Regions from separate parts of the Homo sapiens genome. Here region 2 is linked to region 1. Evidence: read pairs that join two places in POLR2A ChIA-PET (ENCODE). Cell type or tissue: Panc1. All regions are shown on one strand. Each heading gives the region's core, and the rest is flanking DNA. Links, peaks and the distances in the headings are about the cores only. Region 1 has its middle 10 kb from the start of TRC-GCA9-2. Region 2 holds the start of LOC105375559 (a long non-coding RNA gene).

Region 1 (10,449 bases), core at 907-8,906:
CTCAAAAAAAAAAAAAAAAAAAGCATAGGAAGTTCCTGGTTATATGGAACAATTCAGAAACATCAAGAAATCAAGTTATATTAAACAAAAACATTTCTCTTCTAGACCTTCAAGATAAGTATTTCAGTGTCAGGCCATACCAGCAGAGTTAGAACTAGAGAACTGAGCTGATGAAAAAGTTAAAATTATCACCCCAGCCAGGCAAAAAAATGAATATATTACTTGCAAATCACCTGCAGGGAGACACAGCCACAGTTGAACTTCTGAGATATGAACCTGGGAAGTTGAATTTCTGAGATATGAACCTTGAGGTAGAGGAAAACTCTACCTCAAGAAATAAAATTACCATTCTAAATGATGAAGACAGCATTTTCAACTGAAACTAGGGAAATTAAATAAATCTCAGGACGAAATGTGACATAAATAGAAACCATAAAACAGGAAGAGGCTGCAGTTTAGAATACAGCTGTTAAACATTTCATAATTAAAATCAAAACTTCTTGTAATTTTACTTCAAGAAAACCTTGTTCTAACATAAGGGATCACATTTTTAGTTTTGTATTAGTAATTTTTAACATAAAACCTCAATGTTTAGAAATAATTTTAATAATTCCCTTCTAATTATAGCCTACTTGATCACACACAAAAAAGTTATTTCATAAATGCATCCTTCACAAACCTTTCACGACTTGCACAGACCTTCCATGACATGCTTAGACCTTCTGCTTTGTCCTATACTTCCTCTTTCCCAAATAAGTAGTCGTTTTACTTTGGGACAAAAATATACCACACAAGATTATTTCTCATATAAAATTATTCTCTTTTCTTTTTAACCTTCCTTACCAAAATTACAGTTCCATACCTATTAGTTTCTTCATCTCTCTCTCCTACTTACTGGTTACTTTCTATATTGCTTCTATTTCATTCCTAAACACATATTTTGAAACAGCCTTTAAATAATCTCTGAATTAGACAAAATTACTGTTTTTTTCTCAATAAAGAACACATTTTTAAAGCCTAATTTTTCTCATCAAATGATTTTTGTGTACTTTGTAGACAGAATCATATATATTAATTAGAATTTTTAACTCTTAGTAACCTTAAATTCTAGTGAAAACCTAGGAAGCAAAAAATTTTGAGCTGCCTGTCACATATTAGTATTTTATAGATGGAGAACCATGTTATAATTTTTAGAAGTATGTTTCCCCATAACACAATTTTTATTTTGTATTAGTAGATCTAAATTTATTTAGTCTTCCTATAAAATTTAAGATGCCGAGAATAAACTTATATTTATGTTTAGCAATGTATGTTTTAGTATTTTGTCTTACTTAAAAATAACCCAGACATTTAGTATCACTTAATTTAATAATGTTAAGATTTCAAATTGCATGAAAAGTTTATAAATGTGAATCCCATTTATATTGATTTATTTTAAACAATTATACCCAGATTACTTACGAAAACTAAAATAGTAGACAAAACTAGTCATCATTTTAAGTCATTTCCCTGTTAGCCCTTTTCTGTAGCCTGTGAATATCAGGTATTCACCTGAGTAACAAGTAACTTTACATATGTGGATATTTTGCCAATACCTCAGAAGATACAACTGTTTTTACTAAATCAACAATGTTAAATTAGTCTTATTTATCAAAGAGTTACAAAAAAAAAGATTAGTCTGTTTGGGGGCAGGGCTTCTAGTTTTATGACCTTAAACCATTTAGCAGAGGCAAATATAATCCCATTTGGCCAGGCCAGGCACAGTGGCTCATGCCTGTAATTCCAGCACTTTGGGAGGCTGAGGCAGGTGGATCACCTGAGGTCAGGAGCTCGAGACCAGCCTGGCCAACATGACAAAACCCTGTCTCTACTAAAAATACAAAAATTAGCTGGGTATGGTGGCAGACACTTGTAATCCCAGCTACTCAGGACGCTGAGGCAGGAGAACCGTTTGAACCTGGGAAGCAGAGGTTGCCATGAGCCAAGGATCATGCCACTGCACTCCAGCCTGGATGACAGAATAAGACACTGTCTCAAAAAATAATAATAAAATAAAATAATCTTATCTGGCCAGCAAACCCAGGCAAAAGTATATGCTGACCATTTTAAAGGCCTTTCTATTTTTATCAACAAATTAAAACTAGCTTATTTATCAAAGATTTATGTAAGTCACATAAACTAAAAGGTATTTGGGTTAATTATTATATATTTTCTGTGAGTGCTCATTTAATTGCTTTGCCCCTATGTGGTAAAGCAATTTTTTTTTTTTTTTTTGAGACAGAGTCTTGCTCTTTTGCCCAGGCCGGACTGCAGTGGCACTATCTTGGCTCACTGCAAGCTCTGCCTCCCGGGTTCACACCATTCTCCTGCCTCAGCCTCCTGAGCAGCTGGGACTACAGGCGCCCGCCACCACGCCTGGATAACTTTTTTTTGTATTTTTAGTAGAGACGGGTTTCACCGTGTTAGCCAGGATGGTCTTGATCTCCTGACCTCGTGATCCGCCCACCTCGGCCTCCCAAAGTGCTGGGATTACAGGCGTGAGCCACCGTGCCTGGCCGGTAAAGCAATTTTTATGCTGGGTGGAGATACCTTCCTTATATTATTACTCTGAGCTCAAGGTTTTGACTTGTTTGATCTGGTAGCCTAACTTTTATAAATATTTATTTAGTTCTTTTCTTTTAGAATGTCAATCCTTTAATTTTTCCATCACCTTGAGTAGTTGTTAGTTGGGCAAACCTGAATTTTCATTTCCAAAAGGTGTCTAGGTTGTTAGTTGTCATGGAGCTATTGTAATTTGTAAAGCTATTGATTTGAAAGCCCTTTAAGACTCCTTTTTAAATAATCTTGGCTAGGGGCAGGACATGGTGGCTCATGCCTATAATCCCAGCTGTGGGAGGCTGAGGCAGGAGGAGGGCTTGAGGTCAGGAGTCCAAGACCATCCTGGGTAACATAGTGAGGCCCCTGTCTCTACAAAAAAATAACAAAATTAGCTGGGTGTGATTGTACTCAAATGTGGTCCTAGCTACTCAAGAGGCTGAGGCAAGAAGATCACTTGATCCCAGGAGTTGGAGGCTGCAGTGAGCTATGATCATGCCATTGTACTCTAGCCTAGGTGACAGAGTGAGACCCTATCTTTATTTAAGTATATATATTTAATATATATAATATATAATATTGTATATATATTTAATATATATATTATATATATTTAATATTGTATATATATTTAATATATATTATGTTAAATATATTTATCAAATATACATAATATATATATTTAAATAGAGAGAGAGAGAGGCTGGAATGCCATAACCAGTGAATTCATCCTAATGCCAGGAGAAAAGTCATCAGAGTCAAAATAAGCAGAAAAAAGTAGACAGAGAACTTGGAAGAATCTACATGTTAACCCTATAGTTGGCTGCAGTTTTCTTAGAGCCTGTGAATAATGACCATTTGTGCTCTACATTTTTCTTGGTGTAATTTGCCCATCAGTTTTAAAATGTACATGAGAATCAACTATGATACAGCTGACTGGAATCCCAAAGGAAGGTTTTAGTGGTATGCCTTTAGAATTTGATAATCGCGTTCCACTTCTTGTTTATCTCTCAAGGGCAAAAAAAAAATCCTAGAAATCCTGTCAAAGAATGTGAGTAATTTGAACTGGCATGACAGATAGCAGTGACCACCTAGTAGCTTTTAATTGGTCATCTTATGCCCACCATTTAGAATGTTTTTTTTTTTTTCCTCTCAGAACATGTTCAGAAACAAGGGAGAAAAGAGCCAAATCACTTACAGATACATGTGACCTGACCAAAATGAAACCAAAAGTAAGAGTGTTCATAAAAATTTTAAGCCAAGTATGCAGACAGATACGGTTTGGATCTGTGTCCCCACTCAAATCTCATGTCAAATTGTAATCCCCAGTGTTGGAGAGGGGCCTAGTGGGAGGCGACTGGATCATGGGGGCGGTTTCTCATGAATGGTTCAGCACCATCCCCTCGGTGCTGTCCTCATGATAGTGAGTGAGTGAGTTCTCTTGAGAACTTTGCATTGACCACATTGCTGGAGATGAGGATCATACAGACGGAGTAGTAGCTTGTGCTGCTGGACTAATAGGGGACTTATATACAGCATTTGGGAAGGATGTACTGAAACTAGTAGAAGCTAGGCCACTGATCCATGAATTGTTAACTGAACGGCGGAGATCGAAGACGAACAAAGCAAAAACCCTTGCTACACGGGCAACAAAAGAATTCAAGAAACTGAAGGACCAAGCTTGATCTGTTACCACTGGGATGATAACCTGAGGACCCCCACTGGAAATCTCCAATCTTTTGAAAAACCTGGAAGTGAGGAGTGTGCATGGATGCTGAATGTTTGGGAATGAGAGGATGAGTGAGTGAGGCTTGAAAACACACCACATTGAAAATCCTGCCACAGCAGCAGCCGCAGCCGCCGCCGCCAACAGCAGCACTGTCAGTGAGCTAAGTAAGCACTGACTTCGTAGAAAACCATAACATTGGCTATCTTGGAAAAGAGAAAAACAATGGAGTTACTTATAAAAAAAGAAGAAAGAAAGAAAAAGAAAGAAAGAAAGAGAGAAAGAGCGAAAGAAAAGAGAAAAGAAAAGAAAAAAGAAAAGCTATCTCTTCCCAGGAGAGGCTAGAAGTAGTTTTTCTGTCTTTTGGCCGGTGCCGAGTGGAATGCCTGGTTTCGGGGAGGAGGAGGGACTGGGTTCAGCTGTGGTGCTTTGTTGTAAAAGGCAGCCTGGCCTTTGCTACTGAGGAGAAAGATGGAGCCTGGGTCTCAAGCCCACCTTCTCTGTACCTTTGCCACACGGTACTGTATGCTTGCCGGCTAGAAGGAGGGTGAGGGATTTTTTACAGTCTGAGAATGAGTGTGTGTGAGTGAGGCGGTATCCACATTCTCAAGTTCAAGTCATTACAGTTTCTTTTTCCCAGAAAACAAGGGGTTAGATGTTGCATTTCATAAAACGAACCCAAGTTCTGTCTACTGGTGCAGCACAAGAGATGTAAAAAAAAACAAAAAAAAAAAAACACAGAGGAAAGACGCTCTTTAGGTTTTGTTTTTTTCGTTTTGTTTTGTTTTTTTTTTTTTTTTACTCTAGGGAAACACTGACGAATGGTCAGAGCTCCTATCCTGATCTTTTCAGTAAGGCGCCTTTCCTAATACTATGGTTCAACTGTGAATGTAGAAGTGAGGGGGAGGGGGGAGAAAAAGAAAACTCTGGCGTTAGAGAATATAGAAAAATGTAAGTACAATTGTTACAAATAGCGCAGACTTCAAAAACAAAAAAGTCACAAACCAAACCAAAATTTAAATGATCAGAATTGGCAGCACAAAGAAAACGCCCTCTCCTGACTTGTATTTTGGCAGTCTGAACGCCCCCAGAAAATTACGCCAAAGAGTTTAGAAAAATATACAATAAAAGTAAACACACACATACACACAAAACAGCAAACTTCAGATAACTACTTTGGATTGCAAACAGGATAAATTAAATGTTCAAACAATCTGATAAAATAACCATTTGGAAACTGGAAAAAAAAAATGTGTAGCACCTCCCCCGCCCCGCTTGCTCCTGCTCCAGCCACAGAAGTGCCTCCTTCCCCTTCACCTTCGGCCATTGTTGAAAGTTCCCTGAGGCCTCCCCAGAAGCCAAGCAGTGCTAGCATCATGCTTCCTGTACAGCTTGAAGAACTGTGAGCCAATCAAACCTCTTTTCTTTATAAATTATCCAGTCGCAGGTATTTCTTTATAGCAATGCAAGAACAGACTAATGCACAGACCAAACAAAATATTAAACCAGGCATGGAGAACCAGACAGAAGATAAATTCTGTAGAAACCAGAGTACTGAAACCAGAAGGACATTGTTCTTATACCAGAAATGGTTTGCCAGAAAAACAAAGTCTTCTGTCATCCCAGGACAGATGCAAAGTTCTTTATTGAGGTGGCCTTATAACCAAATCAGAACATGAATAAAATAAAAAAGAACTCACCAAAGACAGGGAGTCCAAAAACTCGAGATTCACCAGGGCAGAAAAGGTAACTGACAGAAGCAGAGTGCAAAGAGCTCAGGTGGTACCACACTTGATTCCGGAGCCACCAACCCATTCAAGCTGAGCTCACTTCAGTCCCACTCGAGACACCATTTTGTCAAACTAAGAAATACAGAGGGACACTCTAAAAATTCTGCTTATTGGAAACAGAGCATTGCAATGGGGATATGTGTGCCATAGTAACTATGTGTGTATTCACGGAGGTAAAGACAAAGGTTTTTAATGAAAAAAAGTAAGGCGAATTATATAATTGCTTTCAGACAATTATCCTTGGCACTAAGGATCAACAATAAGAGGGTGCCAGTCCAAGATTAGCAGTTTCTGGACAGACGTTCTCACAAAAGTATATTTTGTGTGTGTAAGGTTGCAATTACCTTTGTGGAACCTGTGGGTTTTGCAGTCTTCTGTGATAGTCCTTCTTATCAGGCACTGGTGCGGAGAACCCTCCCTCGTGCCCTTCCCCAACTCTATTTGTAAGGGTTTTTTAACGCAAGTGATTCCATTTTGATTCTGACAACTGTTGCATATTCAACTACAATAGAAGATGAGAAGGGCATGTTGAGGATTTGAGAAGAGAATAGAAGAGGCAAAATAGCCGTCTCAGGAGGTGATAAGGCAAGAGTATTACATAAACTAACAGGCTTGCCTGGAAATGTTAAGTGCCAAGTAGCGGTCTCAGGTGAGTCTAGTCAACACAGTTGTATGGCTTTTCCCCAGCAATGACCTGCTGTCTCAGATTCCTGGGATCTATAGACATGGCTGCAGCTGGTGCACTGTTCCAAGGAGGGAGGAGGGAGAATGGGCACTTCCATGCATCCAGGAGGGTACTTGCCACACTGCTATGAGCTGCTGTTGAGACTGGGATGCAAGCGCACTGCACTCTCCACAGCTTCTTGCTCACACTGCTTGCCTGGGTGGTGCCCCATTCTCTCTCTGGTCCTAGGCCCAAGATGCCATTTTGAGGGTGTAACACTGGGTTGGGCCCCGCCTTCAGCCTGAATTTAAACTGATGTGGCCGTGGCCACTACCCAGCTGAGGGACAAGGAAGCCAGACTCTCCTATGCATACCTAGAACAATAGCCAGTGCCCTGCCACAGGTTTCTGTGAGACTGAGAGGCAAGCAAACCACACTCCCCACAGCTTTTTTCCATGCTTTCCTGAGAGGGGCTCCACCCTCTCCAGTCACAAGCTCACAGCTGGCACCATTTTGAGAGTTTAGAGACATTATTTGGCAACATGGCAGCAGTGGCCATAACAGGCATTTTAGTCTCAGGCTAGACATTGGAGCACTTGCTTTGGAATGGGGGAAAAGCCCTCCACAGCCAGAATTGAGCAGCAAACATGGAGGTGCCCAGCAGTAGGTGCAGGAATTAGGCTCTCTCCCGTTGCAGGGCTGCAGCAGGAGGAGAGCTGCTGAAGCCATGGTTTCTCCTGGGTGGCAAGACTGGCAGCCAGGGGCAGTTTTGTGACGTGGAACCAGTCTGCATGTGTCATTGCTGGGTGCCCCAGCCTACTCTCTTGGTCAGTTGGGGGAAAGTGCCCCACCACCATTTGAGAAGCTAGAGGGCAGTGCACTCCACTCCCGTGGAAATCTAACTCTTGGCATGGTCCCCTCTAAGAAGGTGGGGAGCACAGAATGTCAAAGCCACCCTTAGGTCAAAGGAAATGCAAGCACCATGCTAACTTCTGTAGGAGGCACACCAAAGCCCGGAACAGACATCAAGAGGGGGTCATCTCTTATCCCTGGTGCCCCTCCTCGGTGCACTGTTGCCTACTCAGCAGCGGCTCCTCCTGTTGGGGTAGAAAGAGACAGCTTCTCCCGTTGCTCCACCCCACTGAAGATGAATGCATGCCTGAAGAGGGCGCTCTTTTCATTTTTCCATTGCCTGTACTCCCACTCCTCCCTGTCGGCTCTTACTCTTAAGCGCACCTACTAGACTGCAGCCTGACTTACACCACCAAGCAAAATTACATCACTACTACAAGCAACATCTGAGAAAGCTACCTATCTGCATCCAAGAAACAATACAGAGCCTTGGTATCCTGGAAGCACCCAGAAACATAGCCAACCAATCAATCACACACAATATACACCAGAGTCATACCCCTAAGGGATAAAAGAATAAAATATCAAGAACCTCCACCTAAATGATAGCAAATTTAAAAAAAAAAAAAAAGCATCAGCTCTCTCAGCTGAAAAGGAGCCAGCACAAGAACTCTGGCAATACAAAAAGCCAGGGTGTTTCATCACCTCCAAAGTATCCCACCAGCTTCTAAGCAATGGATCCTAACCAGAATGAAATGTCTGAAATGACAAATATAGAATTCAAAATATGGATGGCAAGGAAACTCAATGAGATCCAAGAGAAAGTTGAAATCCAACACAAAGAAGCCAGAAAAACCATCCAAGATTTGAAAGAAGACATAGCTATATTAAGAAAGAACCAAACAAAACTTCTGGAATTGAAAGACTCCCTACAGGAATTTCAAATTACAGTTGGAAGCCTTAACAACAGACTTGGCCAAGCAGAATAAAGAATTTCAGAGCGCAAAGACCACTCTTTTGACTCAACCCACACATATTTTTTAAGTATTCTTTTTAAATGAACAAAGCCTTCAAGAAATATGGGATTGTGTAAAGCAACCAAATCTATGACTTACTGGCATTCTTGAGAGAAAAGAAGAAAAAGTAAGCAATGTGGAAAACATATTTGAGGGTATAATTCAGGAAAACTTCCCCAATCTTGCTAGAGAGATTGACAGGCAGATATAAGAAATCTAGAGAACTCTTGCGAGATACTACACAAGACAATCATCCCCCAAGCACATAGTCACCAGACTATCCAAGGTCAAAGGGAAAGAAAAAAAAAATCTTAATGGCAACTAGAGAAAAGGGTTATATTACTTCTAAAGGAAAACCCATCAGACTAACAGTGGACTTCTCAGCATAAACCTTACAAGCCAGAAGAGACTGGGGGCCCATTTTTAGCATTCTTAAAGAAAAAGAATGCCAGCTAAGAATTTTATATCCCACCAAAGTAAGCTGTGTAAACGAAAGAGAAATAAAGTCTTTCTCAGATAAGCAATTGCTAAGGGAATTTGTCACCACCAGACTGACCCAACAAGAGATGCTTAACAGAGTTCTAAACATGGAAACAAAAGAATGAAATTTGCCTCCACAAAGGCACATGCAAGCACATAGCCCACAGACTGTATAAAGCAACTACACAATTGAAACTACAAAGCAACTAAATGGCAATGCTATGACAGGAACAAAACCTCACATATCAACATTAATCTTGAAAGTAAACTGCCTAAACACTCTACTTAAAAGGCATAGAGTAGCAAATCAGATTTTTAAAAAAACAAGACCCTTCCTCTGCTGTCTTTAAGATACCCATCTCACATGTAATGACACCCACAGCCTTAAAGCAAAGGGACTGAGAAAGATCTATGATGTAAATGGAAAACAAAAAAAGAACAGAAGTCACTATTCTTCTATCAGATAAAATTGATTTTAAACTAACAAGAGTAAAGAAGGACATTATATAATGATAAAGGATTCAATTCAACAAGAAGGCTTAACCATCCTGGCCCAGGCACGGTGCCTCACGCCTATAATCCCAGCACTTTGGGAGGCGAGGTAGGTGGATTGCTTGAGGCCAGGAGTCGAGACCAGCCTGGCCAACATGGTGAAACCCCATCTCTACTAAAAAATACAAAAATTAGCCAGGTATGGTGATGCATGTCTGTAATCCCACCTACTCAGAAGGCTGAGGCAGGAGAATTACTTGAACCCAGGAGGTGGAGGTTGCAGTGAGCCAAGATCATGCCACCACACTCCAGCCTGGGCAACAGAGTGAGACTCCATCTCAGAAAAAAAAAAAGTCTTAATTATCCTAAGTATATATTCCCCCAACATTGGAGCACCCAGATTTATAAAACAATTACTTCTAGACCTAAGAAAAGATTTTGACAACCATGTAATAATTGTGGTGACTTCAACACCCCACTGACAGAATTAGGTCAGGGAGGTAGAAAACTAACAGAGAAATTCCAGACTTCAATTTGATACTTGACCAATTAGATCTAATAGATGTCTGCAGAACACTCCACCCAAATTACCACAGAATGTACATTCTTCTCTTCTGCACATGGGACATACTCTAAGATTGACCAGGTGCTTGGTCATAGAGCAAGTCTCACAAAATTCTAAAACCTCAAAATTATACCAAGCATCTTCTCAGACCACAGTGGAATAAAAATAGAAATAAATATCCAGAGGAACTCTCAAAACCACACGAATACACAAAAACTAAACAACTTGCTCCTGAATGACTTTTTTGTAAACAACATAATTAAGGCAGA
Region 2 (10,449 bases), core at 1,283-9,282, 78 kb before region 1:
TCACTGCGAAGCATCCTGTGACAGCGCGATCAGGGCTCACTGCCACCTCAAAGTCCTGGGCTCAAGGGACCCTCTGCCTCAGCTTGTCCAGTATCTGGCACCACAGCTACTGCCACCACACCCAGCTAATTTTTTAAAAAAAATTTTTTTTGTAGAGACTGGGGTCTTGTTTTGTTGCCCGGGCTGGTCTGAAACTCCTGGCGGCTTCAAGTAATCCTCCCACCTCAGCCTCCCAAAGTTCTTAGATAACAGGCATGAGCCACTGTGCCCAGCCTAAAATATACATTTTAAATTTTAAAATAAATCTAATTAAATCAGGTCTCACCCACCAGGACTGCTGGATCTAGATGGAAGAGACTACTGTTTTTGTGTATATTTGAAATTTTCCATAATGAGGATCTGATTTTAAGGTTCTGATTCTAAGTTTCTGAGTTAGTTTTCTATCTCATGTTAATGGAGTTCATATTGGTGTGTCTGGAGAAAACTTTCTTTCCTTACTTTTCTTAGCACCATGGAGACAGGCTGACATTTCCAATAGGAACTTTGCTGAAAAACAAGGAGAAACAAAAAAAAGAAGGCACACTCAGAACCAGTCACCTTGGTTCCCGGTTCACTAGCGTCACTAGCAACACAAGGCTAGGTGGCAAACGTCCTTAGAAACCTTAGCTGCTCTGCAGGTAGGTTCCTGCCTCAGGGATGGGCTTCCTGGTTCATCTTGCCCAGAGATTTTTAAAGCAGAAAAGTGCTTACCTCCAGTTTCTCCAAGGACCCTCCCACTTTTGTTCTGGGATGGTGATACTCCTGGAACCTGAAGATAAAGTCACTTGAATATAACATCAGCCCATGAGCGTGAAGCTAGAATCGCTTCTAGCTGAAAACCGTTTTACATTTTAAAAGGTGACTAGGCGTACTTGGAAGTTCAAAGCAGTAGGATGCACCGTGCAGGGAAAGAAAGAGGAAAGCCCTTTTCCATGTTGTTTCCAGTCGCACTGGGTGGGACTGAGGTCAGCAGAAGTGACCCAGAGAGAAGTGTTCATGTGAAGGAACAACCAAAGTGACTTCTTCAAACTGACGAAGAAATTCTTCTTCAAACAAGAATTTCCCCCATAACATCCTTTATGACTTAAGTTCAATGACAGTTTGTGTTTGGTGGTAAAGGATTTTCTCCATGGCGTAAATTAAGACCGTTGGAAAGCACCAGGCAGTGGGTGCAGTAACTATCTGAGGACTGTGCTGGTGCGTCCTATGTCCAGGGACAAGGGGCAGCGTGCCTCGTCTGTGTTAGAGAGGGGAACGGATGGGATCTGGTGCTCCTCTTCTCCTGGATTCGCATCCCCACCCAGAGCCCAGTTTTACTGAGTATTCTGCCCTAGCCTGGTTCAAAGAACTCATCCAACTGACTTTATTAAGTGGAAGTGGGGTATATTTGATATATATTTGCCTAACAACATGGAAAAGGGCTTTCCTCTTTGTTTCCCTGCACGGTGCATCCTACTGCTTTGAACTTCCAAGTATGCCTAGCCACCTTTTAAAATGTAAAACAGTTTTCAGAAAAATGAGGAGGATTGCTTTCCTTGCATGCACTTATTATCTTGACTACCTGTATTACAAGGGATTTTTATATATTCATACATTCCAAAGTCAGCAGTTCTCCTGTTGGTTCATTATTGAATGTGATGTAAAGGAAGTCTTTTGCAATTAAAATGAGATTTGCCCACATCCAAGAAAAAAATACACAAAATAAAATAAATGAAACGGCAGTCTAATTAACTGTTTCATAACCTCACAGCCTAAAGTCACGGGTGGTGAGCTGTTATTTCCCAAATATCCAAGAAGGGAAATCAGACAATAAGGAAGTGGCAGATGTTTTATCTCCCAATGCCAGGTAGGCAAAGACCCTTTGTAACCTTGTTTTAGAAAGAATTCTTGTAATATGATCATGAACTTTGGTTCTGATGTTAGACTGTCTAGGTTACTGAATGTCTCTAAGCTTTGGTTTCTTTGTTTGTAAATTGGGGATAATAACAATACCTATCTCGTTGTGAAGACAAAAGGAGGCAATTAATGGAAAGCATGTAGCGGCCGGTCATATGAAAGCCCCCATAAGACCTGTTCTGGGAAGGATGGAGAGTCATAGGGAGGTGGAGGGAAGACAGAGAACATTTGAGAAGCTGGGTCTTCATAATGGGAGATAAGAAGCGAGGTTTCACGGCCAGGCGCGGTGGCTCACGCCTGTAATCCCAGCACTTTGGGAGGCCGAGGTGGGTGGATCACCTGAGGTCAGGAGTTCAAGACCAGCCTGGCCAATATGGTGAAAACCCATCTCTACTGAAAATACAAAAATTAGCTGGGTGTGGTGGCAGGCGCCTGTTATCCCAGCTACTTGAGAAGCTGAGGCGGGACAATCATTTGAACCCAGGAGGCGGAGGTTGCAGTGAACTGAGACCACACGCCATTGCACTCTAGCCTAGGTGACAAGAGCAAAACTTCATCTCAAAAAAAAAAAAAAAAAAAAAAAAAAAAGCAAGGTTTCTGTCCCCTGTGGCTGCTGTCGCCACCTGTGGCTGCTGTCACCACCTGCCCTCTCATCCAGACAGGTAGGCCTTGTGCCTTTCACACCACAGGGAAGGAATGACGCCATAGAATGCAAATTGTCGGTGCTCATCTTTTAATTTCAGCAGTCTGGGTGCTGGGGGACTCAGGCAATAAAGATTGGCACAGAAGTAGCACTGTCCCCGCATGGCAGAGCCATATGGGCAAGGCTGGCAGGAGAAGGCACAGTGGGGAACAGCAAGGACCCCGAGGCAGCAGGAAACCAGAATATCCCACACTCACATGTGGTCAAGATGATGTGAAGAAGCAAACCCCTAACCCCACCTCCAGTGCTGTGGCACTCCTAAAGCCACTGCCGAATTTAGGGGCAACACGGGGGAAATATTGGGAGGATTTATAGATGAGTCATTAAATTTCTGTCGCCCAGCAGGACAGGACACAAAATAGAAATCAAGCTGTTCTGTAAAAGAGTAAAGTCACAGTCCTCTACTCCTCAATTTGTGGACTGAGATTTGGACACACATAGTAGATCACAGAGCCAAGACACTAGCAGTGACGACGGGTGTCCAGGTCCAGGGGACTGAATGACAGGACTCAGTGACCTGCCAAGGATGAGCAAGGAGTCAGTGAGGGTCTCAGTTCCGTGGATGTGAGATTTTGGCCTCTAGAGAGGGGACAATACTTCGGAACAAGAATCACTCATGATAATTTTCTATGACCTGAGAAAATCCCCTCAAGAGCTTTCAATTCCATTTGCTCTGATTGCAGCCTCACTAAGCAACCTTCTGATGGCTCTTAGTTTCCCAGGTAACCTGAAGAACATTCTGGCTTATTATGTATCAGTCTTTGAGAGTCTAATTAGGGCTACCTTGAGAACCTGGTCAAATTAGGTTGCATCTACAAGTTCAGGGGTCTGGTGATGCACATCTGAGGCCCAGGCTCCATACCTTCAACCGCATTGAGGTTCTGCCAGTCCAGGGTTTCTGGACGCCTTTCTGAAGCCAATTATTAGCACTCCAGTAAGGAGGAGATTGACTGCTGTAACCCAGCATGTACCTCGGTGGGGAAGGAGAGGGAGAGAGCCTATCGGAAGCACTGGAGATGGAGTTACTGTTGAGAGTCACTGTTGTGAGCCACTCTGCTGAGCTCCATTTTCACTTTTAGGAGTCAATCCTGGGGACGTCCCTCTCTGGAGCCATTTCACAGGTTTTGATGATAACATTTATTATTGTTTGCTTCCAGGTATTTTCATTTTTCATTGCAATTTTTTCTTTGACCCATGGTTAATTCAGAAGTCTTTCAACTGTTGTCAAAGCATACATGATTATTTAGAAGTTACTTGTTACAAATTTCTGCCTTTACTACATTTTGTCAGAGAATGAGGTTTGTATTATACTAATTCTTTATAATGTGCTAAAATTAGACTTGTAATATGGTCAATTTCTATAAATGTTCTATTTGTGCTTGAAAAATGTGCATTCATTATTGTTTTTGTTTTTGTTTTTTGAGACGAAGTTTTGCTTTTTTTGTCTAGGCTGGAGTGCAATGGCACAATCTTGGTTCACTGCAACCTCTGCCTCCCAGGTTCAAGTGATTCTCATGCCTCAGCCTTCTAAGTAGCTGAGATAACAGGCGCCCGCCACCACGCCCATCTAATTTTGCATTTTTAATAGAGACAGGGTTTCGCCATAGTGGCCAGGCTGGTCTCGAACTCCTGACCTCAAGTGATCCACCCGTCTTGGCCTCCCAAAGTGCTGGGATTACAGGCGTGAGCCACCGCACCTGGTCAATTTATTGTTAAAGCAAGTATTTGGCTTCACCTTGTTTTGTTAATGCCCAAATACCTGCATGATTATCAATTTAAAAATAAATAATTATTGTATTATTAGTCTTCTGCTCAATTAATGTTTGTTACATTAGCCAGATTCTTAAATTTCTTTTCTAATTCTCTTATTTCCTATCATTCATTCCTTCTGTATACAGTTGTCTTCTTCCTGAAAAAATATCCTTTAAAACTTACTTTAGATCGGGCACAGTGGCTCACGCATATAATCCTAGCACTTTGGTTGACTGAGGCAGGAGGATCACTTGAGCCCAGGAGTTTGAGACCAGTCTGGACAACATGGTGAAACTGTCTCTACAAAAAATACCAAAAAAAAAAAAAAAAGAAAGAAAGAAAAAATTAGCTGGGCATGATGACACACCCTTGTAGTCCCAGCTACTTGAGAGGCTGAGGTGGGAGGATCTCTTAAGGACCTCCCCACTGGGAGGTCAAGGCTGCAGTGAGCCACGATCATGCCACTGCACTCTAGCCTGAGCAACAGAGTGAGATCCTGTCTCAAAAGACAATAAAATTTACTTTAGTGAGAGTTTGCTGATGGCAAATTCTCTCAGTTTTTATCAGTGAAAGGTTCTCATCTTTTCATTGTTATTGAACAGGGGTTTAGCTGGTATCGTAGTCAGGGTTCTTCAGAGAAACAGGACCAATTGGATGTGGGTGGATATATGGGTAGATAGATAGACATAGATTGATTGATACAGATAGATAGATCTGTATCGGTAGACAGAGAAATATAGCTCTATCATCTATCTATCTATCATCTATCTATATGGAGATTAATTTTAAGGAGTTGATTCATGAAATTATGGAGGCTGGCAAGTCCCACGATTTTCCGTATGGGAATCAGGGAATAAGAATCCGAGTAGAGGAGGGGCAGGGAGTGCTAATAGCAGGACAACAGCAACTGCAGAGAGAAGACGGTCAGGCCGGTGAGGGAAGGGAGGAGAACGGGTGTCCCGGACAGGTTCTTCTTGCAGTCCTACTCGATCCCAGAGGAGGCAGGACGAGGCCTTGAGCTCCCTGGCCAGTGTCCCGGGCCTGAGGCAAGGTGAGAGCTATGGTTACGGGGAGCTCTGCAGGCCTTGCTCTCACAGCCCTCGCCCCAGGGACAGCAAAGCAGCAGCTGGAGGGAGGTGGACCCGGAGAGACACTCCATAAAAGGGAGCGGCACCTGGGCAGGAGGGTGATGCTGGTGACGTGTAGGAGTGAATCCGTGAGTGAGTCGTGGCGGTGGGGCGCCAGCACCAGTTCCCCGAAAGTGAGAGCCCGGGAACAGCCAGAGATCAGAAGAGGCGTGGGACTGCAGCCTTGAAAGGCGCTAATGAGAGGAGCCTGCCACTGTAGAGGGTATAGCTTGGTGGAAGAGCCTCTGCCTACACGCCAAGAGGTTCCTGCTTCAAGTCCAGGTGTCTCCTATGGTTTACGTTTTTATCCAGCAAGAGTATTTTGTTTTCTTCCTCTCCCACCCCTCAAAAGCCAGCCTGTAAGGCTGTAATGTCTTATTTGTCTGTGACAAAGAAATAGAATGCAGCAGACAAGCTTTGCTAGCCTCACAATGACTTTTCTAGCAGGTTCTCTCTGTTTCTGCAGAAACCCTGTGGTACGTTTGAGTAGGTTTGAATCCTGATTCTGCCTCCTGCCATCTGTGTCATTGTTAGCAAGTCACTGAGTCTCAGAATCCTCACAACCAGGACAACTGGGGTCCCGGCAAGGAGACCACGTGTGGACAAACCTGTACGTTATGCCCAGGAGCTCAACTCCGGCTGGTTTGTGCTGCAACATCGCCGAGGACTCCACCCAACTTATAAGCGGGACTTGCTCCATCTGCTCCCTCTGGCCTCTCACTTGCCACTCTGGTTGCTGCCTGGGCCCCACCCGCCTGCCTTGGCTACTTCCATTTCTGCTTGTGGACAGAGGGCAATGCATCCAGGAAACGTCCCAATGTGGAAATGCGGCTCTCACCGCCCCTGATACAAACTAAACACATTCTTTCCAGAAAGCCTCCCTTCCCCCTGGACACAATGACCTAAGGGGAACAAATAGCCAACCCAGACTCCTGGCTCCTGCGGTGACTGGCCAGAGACTCCCACATCCTTTCCCACACCCTGTGCAGCCCACCCCCACCACCCCTCATCCAGCATCCTCCAGAGAGAGGGGAAGAGAGAGGAGGGGGAGCCTGGAACTTTGTATTCCATATGTACATGGGTGGAGGCAAATCGGTGCATCGTGGAGAGATAGTCCCACTCCACTAGCAAAAGCCTTCCTCCAGATATCAGTGCAAACTCCTCAGGGCAATCACTGGTACAAAATCATCTCTAGCGCAAAGTCATATTTCTTTTCTTCCCATTCCCCTCATTTTCTGATCCCAATTTCATCTGCAGCTGGGATCTATTTAAATTTCTAACTTCCAGGCATATCTAACTTTTTGTCTTTGGTGGGAAGAAGACTGACTACATAGAATAATAATCATGAAATAATTTATTTCTTAAAATAAATTTTAAAAATAAAAATAAAAATTATTAATAGTAAGAACATTGCAAGCCCTCAAGGCTTCCAAGCTGGGGTCCTCTGTGTATTTCACCTCCCTGCTTCCAACTCACCTCACCTTTCAGTCCAAAAAGTTACCAAATCCACTCTGTTGCCCAGACTGGAGTGCACAGGCCTGATTATAGCTCATTGCAGCCTCAAACTCTTAGGCTCAAGTAATACTTCCAACTCAGCCTCCTGAGCAGCTGAGACTACAGGTGTGTACCACTACGCCAGGCTGATTTTTAAATTTTCTGTGGAGATGGGGTCTCACTACGATGCCCCAGCCTGGTCTTGAACTCCTGGGCTAAAGTGAGCCTTCCACTTCGGCCTTCCAAAGTGCTGGGATTGCAGGCATGAGCCACTGCACCCAGCCCAAATCTTATAGATTTTTATTCCAAATTTTCGTCCACTGTCTCTACCCAAACTGCCACAGCTTCATGTACTCTTGCCTGAATCACTGTGACTCTAAAGTCACATCCCTGTAACTCCTTCCACTGGATTCTCCTGTCCAATGTGATCACACTGTGAGATTCCTGAACAATCTGAGCAGATTATTTTCATCTCCTGAATAAAACCGTTTGTGGATCCTCAGTGTTCACAGGACAAAATATAAACTTCATCCCATGGAACTCATGGCCCATGGCAATTTAGACTTTGCTGCCTTCTCCAGCCATCATGCCCTCAATGCCTCCCATGGCCCACACTACCCTTCTCACTGCTCCCCTGACACATGTGATTCCTTGCCCAGCCTTTGTTTATACTGCATCCTCTACCTCAAATGCCCTTCCCTACTCGTCTTCTTCACCTGGTATTTTGATTAGTTAATGCTGCAAAACAAATCACAGCAAATCTTAGAGCTTCAAACAACACTAAACATGTCTTACTTCCATAGTTTCTATTGGCCAGAAATTCAAGATGGACACTACTGAGCAGTTCTCATTTAGAGGTCTCTCCTTGCAGTTATAGTTGTATGTCAGCTGGAGCTGTGTCATCTGAAGGCTTGACTGGGGCTGGAGGGCCTACTTTCAAGGTGGCTCTCTCCCATGGCTGGCAAGATGATGCAGATTATGAGCTGAGGGCCTCAGTCCCTCTCCACATCAGCCTCCACAGGGTTGCTTGAGCATCCTCACAGCATGGAGGTTGGCTTCCCCTAAGAGTGATAAATCTAAAAGACCAAGGTGGAAGCTGCCATGCTTTTATTGTCTAGCTTCAAAAGTCACACACTGTCACTTCCATGGTCTTTTGTTCCTCTCTTTGTATCAAGTACTTTCTGACCTTCAGTCAAATGCTCTACCTCCGGGCCATCCTTTTGACCTGCTGTGACTTCACAACTGCCACCTTTCACTTGTAAGGACATGCCTAGGACTTCAAGCTTGCTTTCAGGAGCTGGCAACACCAATTCTAAATAGTGGTCTTCCTTACTGCCATGAACCATCCCTTTCTTGTCTTCACAACATTTCTGCCTATGCTTCCTCAGTCCCAAGGCAAAACATGCATAAATAGCCTTGTTGAAATTTAAGAATGGAAAGGCCAATCAACCCTCCTTGGTTAAACTCAACTGACATTTTTTTTGAGCATCTATTGAGTGCCAAGGCTCCAGACATATGCAGATGAGGAATATTTGAACATTCCTCCTGCCTAAGACATGCTCAGAGCCAGATGGAAATAATGACAACGTAGTAATACGTGCTAGAATTGCAAACAAAATCTTAAATTAAGGAAAAAAAAAAAAACAGAAAAGAGAAAAAGCAACTCAATCCGGGGCCAGTGAAAGGGAGAAAAGTCTTCAAAAAACATACCCAGTTTGGCGGCTCATGCCTGTAATCCCAGCATTTTGGGAAGCTGAGGTGGGAGGATCACTTGAGGCCAGGAGTTCAAGACCAGCCTGGCCAATATAGTGAAATCCCAGCTCTACTAAAAATACACAAATTAGCTGGGCATGGTGGTGTGTACCTGTAATCCCAGCTACTCAGGGGGCTGAGGTACGAGAATCGCTTAAACCCAGGAGATGGAAGTTGCAGTGAGCTGAGATCGTGCCACTACACTCCAGCCTGGGTAACAGAGCAAGACTTCATCTCAAACAAACAAAAAACAAACAAAAAAACCCAGCTGATAGGTCACCTCTACAGCGAGAGATGAATGCTTGTCCAGACAGTGGGGTTGGGAAGTGCGTTGGATGGCACATTAGAAGACGTGCTAGACCACAGAGAGCACTCGGTGGCCGGAGGGCGCATGTTTGCCTGTGAGGGTCTGTGGGGTGGTGGTATGGAGGATGAGGACAGGGAGCAAGGAACAGGGAGGGGTGGGAGAGAGAGGTGATCACGATGGAAAAGTAGATCGATACAGGTTGTGGGGAGCCTTGTATATCGACTGTGCTTGGAAGCTTTGACATTTTCGACATCTTGGAGTTCACTGAGGATTTGAAGCAAAGGAACCACAGGTTTGTATTTGTTTTGCAAGCAGATGGTGTCAGCAGGCAGAGGCCATGTGGGAAGAGTGGGGAGACGAGGGCGACTTACTAATGTTTGTTGTATTGTTGACGCTGCTGTTGCTGCTGTTTGTGAGGTTGGGGGTGGGGTTTTAACTTTTTTCCTTATAAACTGTTTTATTTATTTTAACTGAAAGTATAAGATATGGCCCTGGGAATACTGCCTTCCAGAGAGGTGGGGTCCTAGCAGCAGCTTCAGGGATGCTTTGGCCCCCAAGATCCTGTGCTGCTGTTGCAGTGCCTGAGCAGGACCTGGAAGTGCCTGGACAGGATCTGGCAGCACCTGGTCAGGACCTGGGCAGCATCTGGGCAAGATCTGGCAGCACCTGGGCAGGACCTGGCAGCACCTGGGCAGGATCTGGCGGCACCTGGGCAATACCTGGGCAGAACCTGGGCAGCATCTGGGTAGCAACTGACAGGATCTGGCAGTACCCGGACAGGACCTGGTGGCACCTGGATAGCACCTGGGCAGTACCTGCCACCACCACAGGCCCACAGCAGGACGATTCAGCTGATGAGGTCACAGTCATTGCTACAGTCTCTGACCCGGATGGTTTCTTTTCATGGCTAGTTTTTTCCTCTTACTTTGGAAAATTAAAGCATAACACAGAGAAGAGTGCACAAAGCCTCATGTACAGCTCAATGAATTAAAACAAAGCGAACATGCCTGGTAACCACTGCACCAGCTGAGAAAATAACACAGCAGAAACTCAGAAACCACCTGCAGGACCCTCCTAAGCATTGGCCTCTCCTCCCCAAAAGAACCAAACTATTCTGACTTCTCTTGCCATGCATTAATTTTGCCTGTTCATGTACTTTGTTTAAATGGAACCATAAAATATATGTTCCTCTTTGTCTAGCTTTTTTCTCTCAATATTCTATTTGTGAGTGCTATGGTGTAAATGTCTGTGTTCCCCCAAATTCTAATCCCCACAGTGATGGTATTAGAAGGTGAGGCCTTTGGAAAGTGATTAGGTCACGAGGGTGAAGCCCTTATGAATGGAATTAGTGTCCCTATAAAAGTGGCTGGAGAGAGAAC

What was found. ChIA-PET counts read pairs that join two places held together with the same protein. Peaks named below come from ENCODE experiments on the same cell type or tissue, not always from the same donor. Only the 100,000 strongest peaks of a DNase experiment are listed, where the experiment ranks them.
Region 2: POLR2A ChIA-PET joins it to region 1 with 12 read pairs; 2 of 35 experiments call an interaction of 5 or more read pairs at or near these places.

Annotation. Positions count from the first base shown.
Region 1 is chr7:149,315,693-149,326,141 of GRCh38, reverse strand. No RefSeq gene overlaps it. Among named protein-coding and RNA genes, the nearest start is that of TRC-GCA9-2, 10 kb to the left of the region's middle. RefSeq lists an enhancer at 3,755-3,934 and a silencer at 4,284-4,501. In Panc1, for the core only: CTCF peaks have their summits at 7,744 and 7,944 (motif pointing right); no DNase peak of the experiment used is centred there; H3K4me3 peaks cover 585 bases.
Region 2 is chr7:149,393,659-149,404,107 of GRCh38, reverse strand. LOC105375559 (a long non-coding RNA gene) reads left to right here and starts at 2,627. Exons shown (of 3, transcript XR_928103.3): 1 at 2,627-3,572; 2 at 3,796-3,936; 3 at 5,984-6,925. LOC101928733 (a long non-coding RNA gene) reads right to left here and starts at 5,904. Exons shown (of 2, transcript XR_242213.1): 1 at 5,565-5,904; 2 at 2,652-5,431. In Panc1, for the core only: no CTCF peak of the experiment used is centred there; no DNase peak of the experiment used is centred there.